2 separate regions of the Homo sapiens genome follow, and region 1 is linked to region 2. The links are chromatin loops, found by intact Hi-C in ENCODE. Cell type or tissue: gastrocnemius medialis. All regions are shown on one strand. Each heading gives the region's core, and the rest is flanking DNA. Links, peaks and the distances in the headings are about the cores only. Region 1 overlaps ABLIM2 (actin binding LIM protein family member 2). Region 2 has its middle 7.1 kb from the start of ABLIM2.

Region 1 (10,465 bases), core at 1-8,000, 98 kb after region 2:
CCCACCCAAACTGGGGCTGCTCTGCCTCAGGCACGCTCCGCACTGGGCGAGCAAAGTGGGTTTCATCAGGCAGCCCCCCCTCCCCTTGATGGATTGGGAGGCAAGCGTCCCATGTCTGCAATGTAAGCATCCCTGATATTTAATGCCAAATACAGAATTTGGGGTGCGCCCTGGTTCATCGGGAAGGAACCATCCTAATTCGAGGAACAGGAGCAAAACAGGTCTGGGTTTTTTCCTCCTCCTCTGCTGTGGAGGAGAAAGGGCCTCCTGGGGAAGATTAATGCTTTTGTTTTCGCCTCTGCCGGGGAGGCGAGTCTGTGGCGGCGTGGCTGAGTCGGCGGGCTCTGCACAGCTCTGAGCATCCTCCCCGGGTGCAAGGTGGGAACTGCGGGCGGGGACAAGCCTGGCTCCGCAGAAGGGGAGCTGCCGCCGCCGCGGTGGCACTGCCTGATGCTCGGCCCAGTGTGCCGGTGCCCCGCTGGGTGACAGTGGACTCCCAGGGCGCAGCAGGAGCAGGTGACAGACTGTTGGCTGAAGGTGAGGGTGTCCACCCTCGCAGGCACACGTTCCAGGGAGCACGGCACTCAAGCAGGGCCGTCAGACTGGGCTCTGGTGCCCAGAAGCTGTGCAGGTAGGAAACCTGGCCCGCAACTCCAAGGGGCTGATGGGGGCTCACAGGGGCCAGGAGGGGCTGCGGGTGGGTGGGTTTTTGGGGACAGAGCAGTCAGGTGTGAGACCTCGGAGCCACCTGTTCCCCCACCCCCGTTTTGCCCCCTAAGGCGCTTGGCAGTGCCCCTGGCTTCCCTCTGCAGGACCCAAGCACAGAGCATCCCAGGCTCCCACTGCCAGCCGAGCCCTCGCCTGTGCTGTGTCTGCGTGTGGTGGGCATGGTGCCATCCTAAGTGCTGGCGCCCGCAGTGCCCGCCTGCCCGCGAAATGTGCATTTGGTGGTGACAGTGGGGTTTTCCTTCCCCGTCTCTCCCTCAGTTTCTCCTAAACGTGCAGCACCCTCATGCATGTTGGCCTGCATCCCACCCATCTCTGGGTGTCTGTCCTGATGAGCCGGCTCCTTGCTGGGGTCCTGTGGGGGCATGGGAGGGGCTGATATCTGTGTCCCACTCCTGGGCCGGGATGGCTGGCTAGGGATGGGGGAGGCACTGGGCTGGGGCAGCAGAGGTGGGTGGCGCCTGGCAGCAACTGTGGCAGAGCCAGCTGCTGGGGACGGATGGCGCTGCCCCCACAGAGGGAGCTGGGACTCAGCTGGCGAATCCACGGGGACAGCGGTGTGACCAGCCTCTAGACCAGGGCTGCATAAAGGGAGGAGGTGTGGATGAGGAGAAGCCACTGGCCATGTGTTCAGAGCCCCACCTTCCAGGAACCCCATCCCTCCCTCGCCCTGTCAACACCTCCTGAAGAGGTGGGCGGGAGTGGGGGTGCCTGTTTCCAGCCCCACCCTCTGTTAACCCTGTCAGGGCTGAGGTCTGGACCGGTGTGCCTCGTGCAGTCTGTGCAGGGGCCGTCTCCCCGGTAACAAGAAGCCCAGCGTCCCCCTGGTTCTGCGAATCAATTCCTCCTCCCTTTACTCCTCCCCTCCTCCTTCCCTCCCTCTGCCCCTCCTCTCTTTCCTTCCCCAGTCAACCACTCCCTTCTAGACCCTTCCTGGCCTCACTGTGTGTTCCACCCTGGGCTAGATGCTGGGTTCACAGAGACGCAGGTGACAGATCCCTGCCACAGGGGAGGCTGGCAGGAAAGGGGGTGCCGAGGCTCTCTCTGCCCTGGGTCAGGGACCAGTTGAACATCATTCTTGCAATTGCGGGACATTTGTTCTTTGCTTCCTCCTGTCTGTCTTGGGGCAGGAAGCACGGATGACTCTCGTCACTGGGAGAAAACAAACCGTGTTTCCAAATAAATACAGCATTTCTGATGGGTAGAGGTGATAGCGACTTCTCAAGTCCCCAACTTCTCTCACTCAAAAGGAATACCTGTTTATCATAAAATAAGCCAAAACATTCATAGTGCCACCCCCACAGCTAACTACTGCTGGCATCTAGAAGTCATCCTTTCAGATTTTGCACACGTGCAGATACACACATCCACAGACACACACGAGATATACACACACATGCACAACCCACAGACAACACACGTGGACACAGAGACACAGGACAAAACACAGACACACGCGGTCACACACACAAGACAGACACAGCACAGACAGACACACAGGCCACACACATACACACACAGACGTACACACACAGACACAGATTGTAGACATACATAGACACATGCAGACACACAAACACACAGAAAGACACAGATGACACAGACACACTCAGATACACAGATACATACACACACAAAGCACATAGACACACACAAACACACAAAAGGACACACAGATCACATACACATACAAGACGTGCAGACAGCACGCTTAGGCACACAAACAACACACATGGAAATAAACACACAGAAAGAAACACATGACACACACAACCAACATAAACACAGGGACACAGACATCGACAACGCAGACACACAGAAAACACACACGGCACCCACAGACACGTACACACAGACAACACATAGAGACACACAAGCACACGGAGAGACACAGACAACATGCATGGACACACCGAAACGTACACAGACAACACAAGGACACATGGACACAGAGACTGCACATAGCAACACACAGACAACACACAAACACACACAGAGACACACAGAAATGCACACAGACAACCAAGACAGCACACACGATGCACACACAGACACACGGAAAGACATCCACACAGACACCAGGCAAAACACAGAGACACACAGACACGCACATGCGCACACACCCTTTGCCGCATCTCTGCCTTCCTGCCTTGCCTCATGCCGGCAGCGCATCAGAGCCCCTGGTCCTACCCTTCCACGCTGGCCTGTCGTGTCCTCCCTTGCGTCCCCTGGTCCCCGGGCAATGTGCTCATCACTGTCTTCGTGGTGGGACCCTCCGAGCCTGGACACGCTGCAGTGCGTGTGAACATCCACAGGCGGGATTCTGCCCTAGCCTTTCCCAAACTTAGTCAAGTTCTCTGGTCCTCTAGGGCCGCTCAGGCTGGCCTCCTGGGCACCGTGTTGCCTTGTTCAGAACGTCCCCACTGGACGGCTCGTCTGCCAGTGCCACTGCTGGAGGGGACGCCGGGGTACAGCAGAGAATGAGGCCGCTGGGCCAAGCGCTCCTGAGGCTCACGCCTTAACGGGAGCTGGGTAGAGAGGAAGAGGCAGTGGGGCCAGGAGTGAGTGTGCTAGACAGGCCTGGGGCCAAGAGGAGCTGTGTTCCAGAGGGTGTGGAAGGTCTGGGGAGGGCCCAGATCTCAAGGGGCCTTGCTGGGCACTGCTCAGAGTGGGGCCCTTCTTTCTGGGATGCAGTGGCCCCTGGGGATTCTGGGGATTCTGTCCTGGCCGCCAAACACCCCCAGGGGGATCCCCTGCTCACAGCTTTCATTTGTTTCTTTGTAAATTTCATTTTGTTTGTGCATCATGGTGATTAGGTCTTTTAAGACCTGGACTCAGTTCTGGAAGTTCAGAAAGGAAACTAGAGCTCTGAACTGGGCCGATGACTGTGAGGAGCAGCTGCTGGGAGCTGCCTGCTGCAGGGAGGTGCAGCCCGCAGGCCCAGCCCTGGCCCTCGGCTGAGCGGGAGCCCGCAGCGGGGAAGAAGCAAGGGGAAGTGTGGCAGCTCTCCAGTGGGCAGAGGAGGCCTTTGCACCCGGATTCCGTGGTTGGATTCAGGGAGGAAAGGGGCCTCCTGCCTCAGGTGTGAGGGGCTCATGGCAGAGAGGGCTGATCCATTCTCCAGAAGCCCAAAGACGGGGGACCACTAGCTCTCCTCTGCTGGGACAGGAGGGGTTTCTGGAGGCGGGACAGCTTTGCCACACCTCTGTCCTGCTGGCCCTATTCTGCACGTCACAGTGGGGACGTCCCTTAAACCGCTGCCCTCTGACCCAGCACTGGCTGAGGACCTGTGGTCACCCTGAGCCACCACAGGCTGTGGGTGTGCTTCCCTGGCACCTCGTTCTGCCTTATTAAAGATGACAGCCACCCTTCAGAAGGCACAAGATGTCTTCCTAAAACCACTCACTGCAAAGTCTTTCAGTTGCTCATATATTTTGAAATCCGAGCCATCATGAGCCCCACGCGGGCGAGGGTGGGACTTCCGCCTGCCTGGGGAGCCGTGCGCCCACTGGAACAACCAGCGGCCGAGGTTTCAGGCACTCCTCGGGTGGCAATTGGGAGGATGTGGCCACTGTACCGATGACTGGGACGCCCCAGTCACTATGAGAGAATGGGAATGACAACAGGAGGTGACACAGGGAATGAGGACACTTCTAATTTTTGACTCCATCAGCCCATCGATGGCCGCCTGTGACCCACTGGTTCTCAGCAGGAAGTATGGGGTAGGGAGGGGGTGACCTGTGCCATGCCGGTACCTTCCAGCTAAATGTCCTCTGGAATCACAGAGCCCGGTTATACTACCCCAGCCTGAGAGGGAGGGACAGTCCTCTCCATCTTATACACGGGGACACTGAACCCCAGCACGTGACACAGGGCCTGAGTCACACAGCCAGGAAGAGAGAATCTCAGGCTGGAATCTGTCACCTCCATGGCTTTGGCCACGAGCCTGGGACAGGCCTGAGCACCGGCAGGCACATTTGCTCCGTCCACTTGACGGCCCCGTGGTGTTCCTCAGAGCCTGAAGACACAGGCCCTCCAGCCCTGCCCCTCCACCATGGGTGGATTGTTCCAGAACATGGAGCGTCCTTAAAATGTAAGGGTTTGGCTGTTGACTCTCATACTTTATGAGTGGCCCGAACTGTGAGTGAGGGTGCCGGCTGCCCCTGGCCACGCGGCTGTGCCATCACTGGAAAGGGTGCAGAGCTGGCACTGGCTCAGACTTGGCTCTAACTCTGCTGTGTGACTTCTCAGACCCCAGGCTGCTCCTCTGTGCCATGGGCCAGGCCGTGGCGTGTACAGCGTGGAAGGCTTCCGTCTCTGCCCCCAGCTCACTAGGAGCTCTGCGACCCTTCCTTTTCCTGTGTCTGTGCGTTGGGTGTGGGAGGAGGGCTGTTGACAGGGAGCCGGTGAGCTGAGGATGCAGTTAATTCCGTGCTCTGAGGCCCCGGACCTGCAGGGGCTCAGCCACAAATGTCCCCGATTGTCCCCATGGCCCATGGAGTCTTCCCAGGAGGTAGCATCCAGCCTGCCTTCTTTGGATCCTGGCTCCTCATTCTCTCAATGACATGGCCTTGGGTAGGCCCCCCTCGCCTCTCTGAGCCTCGACCTCCTCCTCTGGAAAACAAGGATAGACAAGAGTGTTCACCCCAAGGGGCTGCTGTGAGGATGAACTTGAGGCAGGCAGAGCACCTGACACAATGCTTGGTATGTGGTTGGTCATTCAAAAGTTGGCCATTTGGGGATCAGCTCTTCTTTAAAAAGTTGAGGTGACATTCACGTAACGTACAATTAACCATTTAAAATGTTCGGTGGCATTTGGTGCATTCACAATATCATGCAACTTCCAGTTCTCTCTAGTTCCAAAACTTTTTCGTCACCCCGAGAGGAAACCTCACCCCCACTAGGCAGTTACTCCCCATTCCCTCCTCCCCCAGCCTCTGGCAGCCACTCACCTGCTTTCTGTCTCCATGGATTTGCCTGCTCCGGATTTTCCATAGTGAAGGAATCCTCTACCCCGTGGCTTTGCGTCTGGCATCTTTCACTGCACACGTTTTCAGAGTTCATCCATGTTGTAGCAGGATCAGTGCTTTCATTCCTGTCTGTGGCTGAATAATACTCCCTGGCATAGATACGCCACTATTTCTTCATCCACGATGGACACCGGGGCTGTTTCTATCCTTTCGCTGTTATATAGAATGCTTCTGTGAACATCATGTACAGGTTTTTATGTGGAACCACCCCTCCCTTCCTTCCTTCCTTCCTTCCTTCCTTCCTTCCTTCCTTCCTTCCTTCCTTCCTTCCTTCCTTCCTTCCCTCCCTCCCTCCCTCTCTCCCTCCCTCCTTTCTTTTTTCTTTTTTTTTTTTTTTTGAGACATAGTCTCTCTCTGTTGCCCAGGCTGGAGTGCACTGGCGCTATCTCGGCTCACTGCAAGCTCTGCCTCCCGGGTTCACGCCATTCTCCTGCCTCAGCCTCCTGATTAGCTGGGACTACAGACACCTGCCACCATGCCCAGCTAATTTTTTGTAATTTTTTTTTAGTAGAGACAGGGTTTCACCGTGTTAGCCAGGATGGTCTCCATCTCCTGACCTCATGATCCGCCCGCCTCAGCCTCCCAAAGTGCTGGGATTACGGGCATGAGCCACCGCACCCGGCCCCCTCCCTCCCTCCTTTCTCCCTCCCCTCCCCTGCCCTCCCCTCCCCTCCATTCCCTTTCCTTCCCTTCCATTCCCTTCTTTCCTTCCTTTCCTTCTTTCTGGAGTCTTGCACTGTTGCTTAGGCTGGAGTACAGTGGCGCGATCTCAGCTCACTGCAACCTCCGCCTCCCAAGTTCAAGCAATTCTCCTGTCTCAGCCTCCTGAGTAGCTGGGATTACAGGCACCCGCCACCAAGCCTAGCTAATTTTTGTATTTTTAGTAGAGATGGCGTTTCACCATGTTGGTCAAGCTGGTCTCAAACTCCTGACCTCTGGTGATCTGCCCATCTTAGCCTTCCAAAGTGCTGGGATTACAGGCTTGAGCCACTGTGCCCAGCCAAGTTTTCATTTCTCTTGTTCTTTTCTCTTCATTTTCTTTAAATGCCAAAGAGTGAATTTCCTGGCTCCTGGTAATTCTGTGTTTAACTTCTTGAAAAACCAATACACTGTCTTCCACAGTAGCTGCACTGTTTTGTGTTTCCATCAGCAGCGCACGAGGGCTCCTGTGTCTTGACATCCTCACCAACACCTTTTCTTTTCCTTTCTGTGTTGTTATTATTGTAGCTACCCTCATGGGTATGAAGTGGTGTCTCCTATGGTTTTGATTTGCAATTTCTTAATGACAAGGATGTTGAGCATCTTTTCATGTACCAGTTGGCCATTTGTATATTTTCATTGAAGAAGTGTCTATTCAGGTCCTTTGCCCACCTTTTTAAAACGTTTCTGTAAGAGTCTGGGTTTCACTCTGTCATCCAGGCTGGAGTGCAGTGGCATGATCAGAGCTCACTGTAACTTAGAGCTCCTGAGCTCAAAGTATCCTCCCACCTCAGCCTCCTGAGTAGCTGGGACTACAGGTGCAAGCCACCATGCCTGGCTAATTTTTCAATTTTTTTTGTAGAGACCATGTCTCACTATGTTGCCCAGGCTGGTCTTGAACTCCTGGCCTCAAGTGATCCTCTTGCCTTGACCTCTGAGAGCACTTGGATTACAGGTGTGAGCCACTGCACCTGTCCTCTTAACAGCATGTTTTCTTCTAATCGTTTTTCAGTTTTAGCTCTTGCGTTTAGGTCTTTGCTTTGTTGGCATGTAATACACACAGAGGGGTGCGTGAATTATACCTGTGCATCTTGGTACATTTTTACAAACTGGACACACCCATGGAACCAGTACCGAGTCAAGAAAGAGAACAGGTCTGGTGCCCCAGACTCCCCCGTGAGTCCCCAAGGGCACCCTAGCCAGGTAGATCGCTTTGCCTGGTTTTGAACATCCTAAACCTGGGGCCTGTTCTCTTGTGTCCGACTTCTTGGCTTGGATCAGTTCACCAGCATCCTCCATGTTGTTCGTTCAGGACACGAGGGTGCGGCGTGTGTTAGTTCACTCCTGTGACATGTAACAGAATACCTGAAACTCCTGGGGAATTTATAAAGAAAAGGATGGATTTCCTAAAGTGATGGAGGCTGTGAAGTCCAGCGTGAAGGGGGCACATCCTGTGGCTGTTGGGAACTTTCTGCAGAGTCCCATGGTGAGGGGCCGAGCATGCTGGCTGGCTCAGAGCTTTCCTCCTGTCTTCAGAGCCACCCGTCCTGTTCCCATGATGGCCTGTTAATCCATGAATGTATCAGTCCATCCTGATGGCAGGACCTTCACGGTCTGCTCCCCTCTTAAGGGCCCCCCTCTCAATACTGCCACACAGGTGATTAGATTTCAACATGAGTTTTGAAGGGGATGTTGAAAACAAATGCTCGGTGCCACAAAGAAGAATGAGCACTGGACAAAGGACAAAGGGTTTCTCAGCAAGGCAAATTTATTTCTGCAGAAGAGCATGTCTCGCTTGTGGAGCAATGGCGAGAGCACACAGAACAAAGGAAATCAGGGTTTTTATTATCTCTAACGCAGCTTCTGCTTCTGTGTCTTTCCTCTATTGGCTAGGATCGGACTGCACAGTCTAAACTAGTCCCAATGGGCTAAACATTTAAACTTTCTTAGATAAGGTAGGCATGTAAGGGAGGTGAGAAGAGAGAGAAAGGGGGTCATTTATGGAGCGACTAGGAAGGTAACTTATTCCCTGGTAACGAAAGGAATGTGGACTGGGGCTGTAGCAAGTCCAGGCATGCCTAGGCTTATTCAGACAAGTTGGGGCACAGCAAAGGCAAGGGGGGTATTTGGAATTATAGTACAGAGAATGGGGAAACTGGATAAGCTGTTTGAAGAGGGAACATAACTGTATCTAACAGGGACAAACATTCAAGCCTTAGCAGTGAGCATGTGAGCAGGGGGTGCACACCCCAGACCTGAGATCTGTACCAGGACTTGCGGACAGCCAGGCTGGGGGTTGAGTGCCTGCCAGGCCTGGGCATGGGCTTAAGCTCTGCACTCGGGGGCCAGGCTCCTGGACTGTAACCGCAGCTCTACCACCTGCTGCTGTGTGACCTTGCTCAAGCTCTTCCACCTCTCTGTGCCTGTTATGGTCAGTGAGAGTAATAATATACCCATAGCACTGCTGCAAGGACTTGACAAGTTAATGTGTGTAACAGGCTTCTTGGCCCGAGCTGTGGAGACCATAGCCACTGCTGCTGTGGAGGGCTCAAGCCCATCGTCTTAGAAACTGTCCCAGAAGGCTGGACACGGTGGCTCACGCCTATAATCTCAGCACTTTGGGAAGCCAAGGGGGGCAGATCACAAGGTCAAGAGATTGAGACCATCCTGGCCAACAATGGTGAAACCCCATCTCTACTAAAAATACAAAAATTAGCTGGGCGTGGTGGCGTGTGCCTGCAGTCCCAGCTACTCGGGAGGCTGAGGCAGGAGAATCACTTGAACCCGGGAGGCAGAGGTTGCAGTGAGCTGAGATTGCACCACTGCACTCCAGCCTGGGCAACAGAGCGAGACTCTGTCTCAAAAAAAAGAAGCTGTCCCAGCAGTGTTCTCCCTTGATTCACATGTGGACGTGCCATGTAGACATGCTGTGTAGACAGCAGGGTTTGTTTGCCCTGCAGGGTTGCTTTCTGTCCCCTGTGGCTGTCACAGAACTCCTGCTGTTAGAGGAAGTCAGTGTGAAGTGGGGGCACCTGGATTTAAGCAGGTGTGAGGACAGGTCACAGGCCACAAACTCAGGAATACTCATTATGAATGCAGTGAGCCAGCAGTTGACAACTGTGACGTTGATACCTGGTGACTTTTATTTTTAAAAATACAGAGCTGTCTCAATCTCTGATTTACACTTAAGAGTGCTACTCAGACCAGGCCGGGCGTGGTGGCTCATGCCTGTAATCCCAACACTTTGGGAGGCTGAGGCGGGCGGATCACGAGGTCAGGAGATCGAGACCATCCTGGCTAACACAGTGAAACCCCGTCTCTACTAAAAATACAAAAAAATTAGCCAGGCGTGGTGGTGGGGGTCTGTAGTCCCAGCTACTCGGAGGCTGAGGCAGGAGAATGGTGTGAACCTGGGGGGCAGAGCTTGCAGTGATCCAAGATCGCGCCACTGCACTCCATCCAGCCAGGGCGACAGAGTGAGACTCCGTCTCAAAAAAAAAAAAAAAGAGTGCTACCCAGACCACTGGGCATTTGAATAATTGTGATCAGCGAAATGATTGTTTCACCCACATTCTGGGGCCAGATGCTGTGGTGTGACCTGCTATCCAGAGAGATCCCTGCACCTGGTACTCCCTGACGTGGCCCAGGTGCCAGGCCCTGCGCTTGAGAGACTGGCCATCTAGTGGGGAAGAATACACCCAAGTAATCCCTGAACAGTGTGGAAATGGGGCTGTGAATGCCCAGATTGGGGAAGGGTTCAGAGAAAGCTCCCGAGTGGAGGTGGCAGGTGGGATGAGATAGCAGTCAGGGTGGCAGGGGTGGGAGTGTGGGAGGGCTGCTCCAGTGGAGGGGACAGCTGGTGCCGAGGCCTGGGCCCTGCGGGAAGAGCCCCTTTGCTGGAAGATTCACGGCCTTATCACCTGGCCCGGAGGTTGGCAGAGGAGGCCACACCAGGCTCTGCGCAGGAGAAAAGCCTGCTCTGGGCTCTTCCTCCCAATACACAGGGGCCA
Region 2 (8,000 bases), core at 1-8,000:
CACAGCTCAGAAGGCTGAGCCTTGGGTGGGTCATTCTAGCACCCGGCAGCTGTCCTGAGATGGGGTGTGTGGAAGGACAAGTGAGCCCCATGGTCAGGAGCTCATTATCTCACTATCTTTGCTGCAAAATGGGACATTTGGTATGAGCCCCCTCCCCAGGAGGCTGCATAGACAATACTATCAATTTTCATTAGTAAATAAGTCCTGATCATGGCCTGCAAGACTTTTTGCCAGCCTGCATTGTGTGAGGAATGGGGGGCCTTGGGAACATTCGGTACTGGACATATTTCTCCTCCATCTTTCAGCGAGGCGGATGCTAAGGAGGCTCCCTCACACAAGGCGGAGATACCTTTCTTCCTGAGTCTTGCCTGAAGTAGAGTTGAGAGGTGTCATCTTTCCTTCCACCTCTGAAGAGGGGTCAGGGAAGCCAGAGGCTCTCAGGAATCCCCCGAGCACAAACCGCCAGACCAGGGAGCAGGTGAGGGGTGAGGGCCCCCTGCAGTGTTCTAAACCAAAAGCAAACCAAATGCCATGGTATTTTGAGGGAGACCATGCCAAGGACACTTAAGCCCACTGGCATTCATTTCAGTGACATCACAAACACTGATGACTTGGGGCTTCGTGGAGTGTTATAAATAATAAAGTACTCAAGTCCACGTGGCTCAAATGAAAAAGTCTTCCTTGGCTCATGGACTGGGAAGTCCATAGGTAGGTGGGCCTCAGGACTGGCTTGATCCAGGGGCTCTGAGACCACTTCTTTACAATTGGGTTCACTCTCAGGCTCACTTCCCACATGGAGACAAAATTGCCCAAGCTGTCCCTGGCATACATCCCACACTGCAATATGCAGAGCAGGAGAGAGGGCAGCTTCCAAACTCTCTCCTGAAGGTCAGGAGATGCCCTTTCCAGCCTTTCTTAGCAAGCCACCTACCACACCCCATTGAGCCGAATTGGGTCATATGCCTTTCCTGGAGCAAATCTTTGTGTCCAGGGATGTTGACTAATGTAGCCTGTCTGTCTCCAGAGATGGGGTCATCCTTAGACTCATTAAAACCTTCTGAGCTGGATGTGGAGTCCAGCTCACTTACTCTCACTTACTGAGAAGTCCATGGACTGCATGGGTAGGTGTTGTGGCTCCTGCACAAAAAACTGCGGTGCTACAAGAAAGCAGGGAGCAGGGGAAATGGGAGTGAAGTAAACAACCCACCCAAAAACAGAGACTACAGCGTGTCTGACTGGCTGCCTCACCTTCTCCACACTCATATGCTTAATGCGATCACAGTTATAAGCCTGCACAGCCTCTGGACCCAAGACCTCAGAAATCAGGAAGGGAGGGTGGTTAAAGATCTTACATGAAACTACCCCTTCCCGTCTGTCTCTTTGTGTTGGCCAAAGGCAGATGTTTGGGTGATCTTTGATGAGGGCAGTGTCTGCCCACTTTTCACAGTCTGGGTGTCACTGGTGGGATGGAGGGGACTTCTGATCCTTGATAGTATGCCTGCAATTAGGGTACTCTGCCATCAGGGGGCAGCAAAATCAAAAAAAAAAAGCTCATTTGCCTTGGCATCCTGAGAAATGTAGATGATCACATATTTTCTCCATGAAATTATAGGTAACTTTTATGTTAAAAATACCACTTCATTATACAACTAGGTTCCTTTTAGATGGTTGCTCATCACCTACTGTATGCACAGTAAGTCCCCTGGTCTCTGCATCCAGTGACAAAAAGGGACAGGAAGGAAGGGATGGTTAGGAGAAGGAGTGCTCTGAGATGCACGCTGTGTTGGCTGTGGGCTGTGGGGGAAGCCAGACTGGCCTCACCCCACAGGACCTAGAGAGGCAGGTTCTTCAAGTCTCAGAGTTGGGAAGCATGCTTCTTCTCAGCAATTCTTCTAATCCTGTGGACACAGAGAATTATGTAACTGACCCTGTTCCTCTCTCTGCTGGGGCTGCTGGGCAGTACAGAGAGGAAGGAGGGGCTGCCCTGGGCTGTGTCACCACCCACGGCAGAGATTCCAGGGCTTGACCTCAGCCCCAACTTCCTCCTAATCTATGTAGTTTTCCTTAACTCTAGTTTTCTTACCAGCTTTTAAAAAGATCTTTCTATAGTAAGGCTTCCTTTGTAAGAAGCCCCATATACTCTTTAGAACAAGATAGGATAAAAGCATTCAATTTTTAATGTTCCAGGTACTGCAATCAAAAAGTCAAGTAAAACACGCAGGCCTTCCTGGATTTTCTCGACCCATCCTTTACCTGTCCCATTACCTTGGCCCTTTTAAATCTCAGCTTTCCTCAGAGAAGCTCATAGTACTCAAAGCTCACTGTTTAGTTAGGGACACAGACAAGGAAACAATCAATGACAATCCCAAGTGACCAGCCTGTAAAAGAGGAAGTCCCAGGACTCATGGAAACCGGGGGTTTGCACAATTTAGCCAGGGGCCAGGGAGGACTTCTAGGAGGAGACGATGCCTGGGCTGATCCTTAAAGAGTGAAGAGAATTTGGCCAGGCAGAGGAGGAGAGGGAGGCCCCTGGCAGGCAGGGGTGTGATGGAGTGGAATTAGCTTTCATTTAGCAAATCCCTCTGGCTGCAGGAGAAGGAATGGGGGTGGGGGGAGTAGGAGCAAAGAGAGCAGGAGAAGGTGCCTGCACTTGTGTCTAACTACGCTGTGGAAGGACTTGGAGGCAGGACCTGGGGTTGGACTAATGTGATGGAGCAGGAAGAGAAGTCTCCCAGAGGGGTTCTCAGGAGTCAGGGAGAGCAATAGGGTGGCAGCAGGTGCCGTTTCTGGAGCTGGGAGGAGCTTAGGACAGGCTGAGCTCAGCCAGGGGCCTTCAAGTCATGGTGCCAGGGAGCCCAGGGAATTATAGATTTGGAAAGTATATCAGTCTGGCTTCTCCAGAGAAATAGTACTGATAGAAACAGATGGATGGTGGGTGGATGGTGGATGGGTGGCAGATGGATGGATGGGTGGATGGGTGGTGGAAGGATGGATAGGTGAATGGATGGTGAATGGGTGGGTGGATGGATGGATGGTAGGTGGATGGATGGGTAGATGGATGGGTAGATGAGTGGTGGATAAACGGGTGGACGAGTGGTGGATGTATAGGTGGATGGACAGATGGATGGAGGGATGAGTGGATCAGTGGTGGATAGATGGGTGAATGGGTGGGAGATGGATGGCCGTATGTGTGAGTGGATGAACAGATAGGTAGACGGATGGATGGGTGGATGGGTGGTAGATGGATGGGTGGATGGACAGACTGACGGATGAATGGGTGGATGGGTGGTGAATGGATGGGTGGATGAGTGGTGGATGGGTAGGTAGATAGATGGATGCATGGATGGGTGAATGGGTGATAGATAGATGGCTGAATGGATACATGGGTGGATGAGTGGTGGATGGATGGCTGTACGGGTGAGTGGATGAATGGATGGGTAAATGGACGGATGGGTGGATGGGTGGTGGATGGTGGGTGAATGGATGGATGGATGGTTGGGTGATGGATGGCTGGATGGGTGAGTGCATGAACAGATAGGTAAATGGATGGATAGGTGGATGGGTGGTGGATGGATGGGTGGATGGATGGTTGGGTGACTGGATGAATGGATAGATGGATGGGTGGATGGGTGGGTAGATAGATGGGTAGATATATGAATGTATGGGTGAAGGGTGGTAGATGGATGGATGGTGGGTGGATGGATGGATGGGAGTGGATGGATGAACGGATGAATGAATGAGTGTGTAGGTAGGTAAGCAGACAGGTACAAAGGGCAACTGATAGATAAACAGGGTTCTATTTTAAGGAATGTTCTCATGGTATTGTGGGGGCTGACAAGTTCAAAATCTGCAGGGCAGGCAGGCAACTCAGGCAGGAGTCGGTGCTATAGTCTTGAGGCAGATCTTCTCCACTGGAAACTGTTTTTGCTCTTAATGCCTTCAACAGATTGGATGAGGGTGATCTCCTTTACTTAAAGTCATTTTATTATTATCAAACCACTAGTGTTATCATCAAACCATGCAATTCCTGCTCCAAGCAGCTTGGCCATAGCCAAAGAAGAAATTCTAGTGGAGACTGCTCTGCTCTGGTCATCTCAGGGAGCCGGGTCCAGCCCCTCCCAGCTGACTGCACATTTCTTAGCCTTGGTGAGCCTACAGTGTCTCGTCTGTCAGACTGAGTAACACTCAGCACCATGACCTCAAGGGAACACCCGATTGGGAGGCCCACAGAACAAGCACTTTGTAAGTTATGCAGGCAAGGGCTCCTGATTAAGCTTCTTCGAAACCTTATCCCTTCCATGCCCACACAGCAGCTCTGGGAAGCACAGCCTGGTGACAAAGTTGCTAAGAAGGGACACGATGTCTTGCTTGATCAGCAGCTGGGGGGCAAGCTTGAGCTTGCCGGTGAGGCCAACAAGGCCAGGCCCAGGCTTCTGGCAGGACCCATCTGCCTTCCCAGGACAAGAGCTGCTCTCACTGTCAGGGATGGCTGCCTTCTGGGTTCCCTGCAGGGCTGTATGCCTGTGTGGTTGTCAACCAAGGGTCAGGTGGCTGGGAGAGCACTGTGGCTTCTGGCCTCCTGGGGACCTGGCTGCATGTGACTTTGTCTCTCTGGGCTTCCATTTCTTCTCCCCAACTGGGAGCCCTCAGACCTGCAGTTTTCCTCCCAGGTCCCACAGACCACAGATCTGGAAGACCATGCCCCTTGTGGGGTCCAATAATGGTGGTCCCCTCTGGTGGGGTGCACTGTACCTTCCAGAAAGATATGTTGAAGTCCTAACCCCAAGATTTAGCCCCCAGGAATATGATCTTATTTGGAAATCAGGTCTTCAAAGACATGACTGGTTAAGATGAAGTCAGACAGTATTGGATTAAGGTGGGCCCTCCATCCTAGGACCAGTGTCCTTATGAGAACAGAAGGGGAACATTCACAGAAGAATGCTGTGTGACAGCAGAGGCAGAATGAAGAGATCGGCCTCCGGCACTGGGAGAGATGCCCTACCCTTTTACAAGCCCCTTCAGCAAAGCCTGCGGTCCTCTGTTCCGCAGCGCGGCTGACTCATGCACCTGCCTGCTCTAGCTGAGCTTCTTCATCTCACTTCCAGCACAGAGGCTGACATGCAGTAGGTGCTGAATAGAGGCGGCACCTCATCTCAGACCTTGCCCCTTGCTCTGCTCTTCCATTCTCGTTCCTTCCCAGGTGTTCCTGACGGTCCTCGTCTGTTTCTGCTGAACAGGAATGAAGTTTAATGGGAGGAAGTGCTTTCAGAAGACCAGCCACATCCAAGCCTTGCACGGTGTGGGTCATATTCCCAAATCAGGCCTATACATTCTACTTCCTTCCATCACTTGTAATGAACCATCTTTTGTGAGTTTTCTGTGATGGCAAAGCATTGCCAAGTCTACAAACCACTCAGAGTTAACTGGGCAGCTGGAACTGTGGCATAGATCCGGTGTTAGGGAGAACAGATACCTGTGTAACCCAGGGCTGCGCTTCCCCTCCTGACCCACCCGGAGGCATCAGGCAAGCCATGGGCATGCGAGGGTGAGGCTGGGCCTGACTTAGCGAGAATCCAGGTGTGTGGACCCGTGCTTGAGAGATAGGCTCCAAGCCATGAGTCACATGCTATTTTTACTCCTGGTTTCGTATGGCGTGGTTTTAAATTATTGAGCGGCTGGAAAGATCCCACAATGAAATCATATTTCATTTGTTTCTCCATTTGGCTGTGAAGTCAATCAATTCCTGGACTGTATTTAGAGATGAAGAAAGGACAAGGAATCCTGCCGCTTTGGTGAGAGAAAGCCTGGAGGCTCCCTTACTGAGCAGAGCCCCTGATGGGCTCAGGACGCCGTCTGCTCTGTCTGCTGCCCTGCGTCTCTGACTTGCAACGTTTCCGTACCGCTGGGTTTCCAGAGCAGGCACCTTCTTTCTAGCTCAGGCCCCAGGTGAGCGCAGCCACACGGTGCTGCTCTCCATAGAAGCAATTTGTGGGAAACCCCAGCAGACCCAGGGAGAGGTCAGGACGGTGGGAAAGGGGCTCAGGCGGGTCTGACCTCTTTCCATTGCTGAGTGAGAGTGGCAGCCGCAGTGCGGGTACCTGCTGATCCCACAGTTCAGTGGGCACTCTCCTCTGTGCTGGAGACCCCCTGGGGGAGTGGAGGTGGCCCCCAACTTCACTAGAGGGCCAGGGAGGCTTATCCAAGGAGAGGATCTCAAAACAAGGTTCAGAGGGTGAGCATGAGCTGTCCGGGAGAAGATGCGGCACTCCCAGCAGCCCAGGGTGGGGGCAGCAGGCCTGGCATTGCTTGGGCCAAGTGGAGCAGGTCCCCTGGCCATGCACCTCACACTGGACCCCACAACTCCCAGCTTCATCCCTTGACTTCTTGAATGCCCCCTGGAGGGGATGACAGATTCCGGAGGGCCATGGGGCTGAAGCCAAGCCCACGGGCTCTCTCTTCAGCAGGGCCTGGGTGTGCGTCCTACCTGCTCCACTTGGTCGTAGTTTTCAATTGGGTAAGTGAATCCCTCAGTTTCCCCATCTGTGACATCGGGATGATGATGATACGATGACAATGATAGGGTCCTCTGAGCCTTGGCGCAGAGCCCTAAGGACACAGCAGTCCTGGCTGTCACTGTTTGACTCATCTGGCCTGGCCCCTGGGAGCTCTCGGGTGCAGTGTCACACATCCCTCCACCTCTGAGCCAGCCCGGAGTTGCTCCCACTGGGACTTAGACAGGACCCCTCCATCAAGGCTCCCCTGCCCCCTAAAGCAGCTGCCAGCCCATGGGGTGCTGGCCCCTCTCCCTCCTGGCCCCTCCTGGCCCAGCCTGAAGAAACCCACAGCCCCACCTGTCCCAGTCCATGCGAGGCCGGCACTGTGGGGTCTGCCTCAGCCCCCAACCCCACCCAGCATGTGTCCTTCTACACTTTCTGAGAGCTTCACACTCTCTGAAAGGGCAATAGCTTTTTCAGGACAAATGATCCTAATTTTGAAGCAATTTAAAGGTCATAGAGCAGTGACAGGTGCCTGTGCTTGTGGTGGGGGCATTTATCATGAAGAGAACAAGTCTCCACCTGCGGTCACAGGACTCACATTTTAGGAAGCCTCACCCAGCTCAGCCATGCAGGAAAAGTATTCCCCAGACACGCCATGGCGCAGCTCTTCACTCGAGCACCTGGCTTTGTTTTCAATAGACATTTGTGAAAGTGCGTGTTTGTGTTGAATTGCCTTTTTGTTATTTCTTTTTTTTTTTTTTTTTTTTTTGGACAGAGTCTCGCTCTGTCACCCAGGCTGGAGTGCAATGGCACGATCTCGGCTCACTGCAACCTCTGCCTCCCAGGTTCAAGCAATTCTCCAGCCTCAGCCTCCCCAGTAGCTGAGATTCCAGGCGTGCACCACCACGCCCGGCTAATTTTTGTGTTTTTAGTAGAGATGGGGTTTCTCCATGTTGGCCAGGCTGGTCTCGAACTCCTGACCTCGTGATCTGCCAGCCTCGGCCTCCCAAAGTGCTGGGATTACAGGAATGAGCCACCGCACCTGGCTGCCTTTTTGTTTTTTTATGGCTGCCTCTATCAGCGGGTCCGGGACCCCACATGTAAACCTGGAGCCCCAGGGAAGCAGCATTTGGCTTCGGATGGTTTGACCTGGGGTGTGATAGGCCACGGACCTGGGGCTGCCCTCTCTGCATTCTGCTCCCTCCATCGCTGGAACAACCAACATCCCATAATAGTGGTTAGGACACTCAGAAGGAGGGGGTGCTCTTGTTTCCCCCAGGGTCCTACTGGGGGTTCTGACCATTGTCTTCTGGCCTCCTGTGGGCCTGTCACCTTCCTGCTGGCCCTGGGCCGGCACCTGGCAGACCCCCATAACACTGCTGTCCTCCCCGAAGCCCAGAGCACCCCATCATAGAGCAGGGGAAAGGTGGACACATCACCTCTAAGTGTCTCCTAATCTCAAAAGAAAGCAGAGTGCCTGAAAGCGCGTCCCAGGGAGGCCAG

What was found. Hi-C counts contacts between places; a loop is a spot of excess contacts. Peaks named below come from ENCODE experiments on the same cell type or tissue, not always from the same donor. Only the 100,000 strongest peaks of a DNase experiment are listed, where the experiment ranks them.
Region 1: a loop joins it to region 2, with 9 times the contacts of the local background. A loop is called at or near these places in 7 of 110 quality-filtered maps.

The regions. Positions count from the first base shown.
Region 1 is chr4:8,061,935-8,072,399 of GRCh38, reverse strand. All of the region lies in intron 6 of ABLIM2 (actin binding LIM protein family member 2), which reads left to right. Among named protein-coding and RNA genes, the nearest start is that of MIR95, 62 kb to the right of the region's middle. RefSeq lists an enhancer at 265-1,128. In gastrocnemius medialis, for the core only: no CTCF peak of the experiment used is centred there; DNase peaks (open chromatin) are centred at 1,219, 3,099, 4,259, 4,649 and 7 weaker places; H3K27ac peaks cover 8,000 bases.
Region 2 is chr4:8,161,948-8,169,947 of GRCh38, reverse strand. No RefSeq gene overlaps it. Among named protein-coding and RNA genes, the nearest start is that of ABLIM2, 7.1 kb to the right of the region's middle. In gastrocnemius medialis, for the core only: CTCF peaks have their summits at 1,508 (motif pointing right) and 4,383; DNase peaks (open chromatin) are centred at 897, 4,267, 5,557, 6,647 and 1 weaker place; H3K27ac peaks cover 7,223 bases.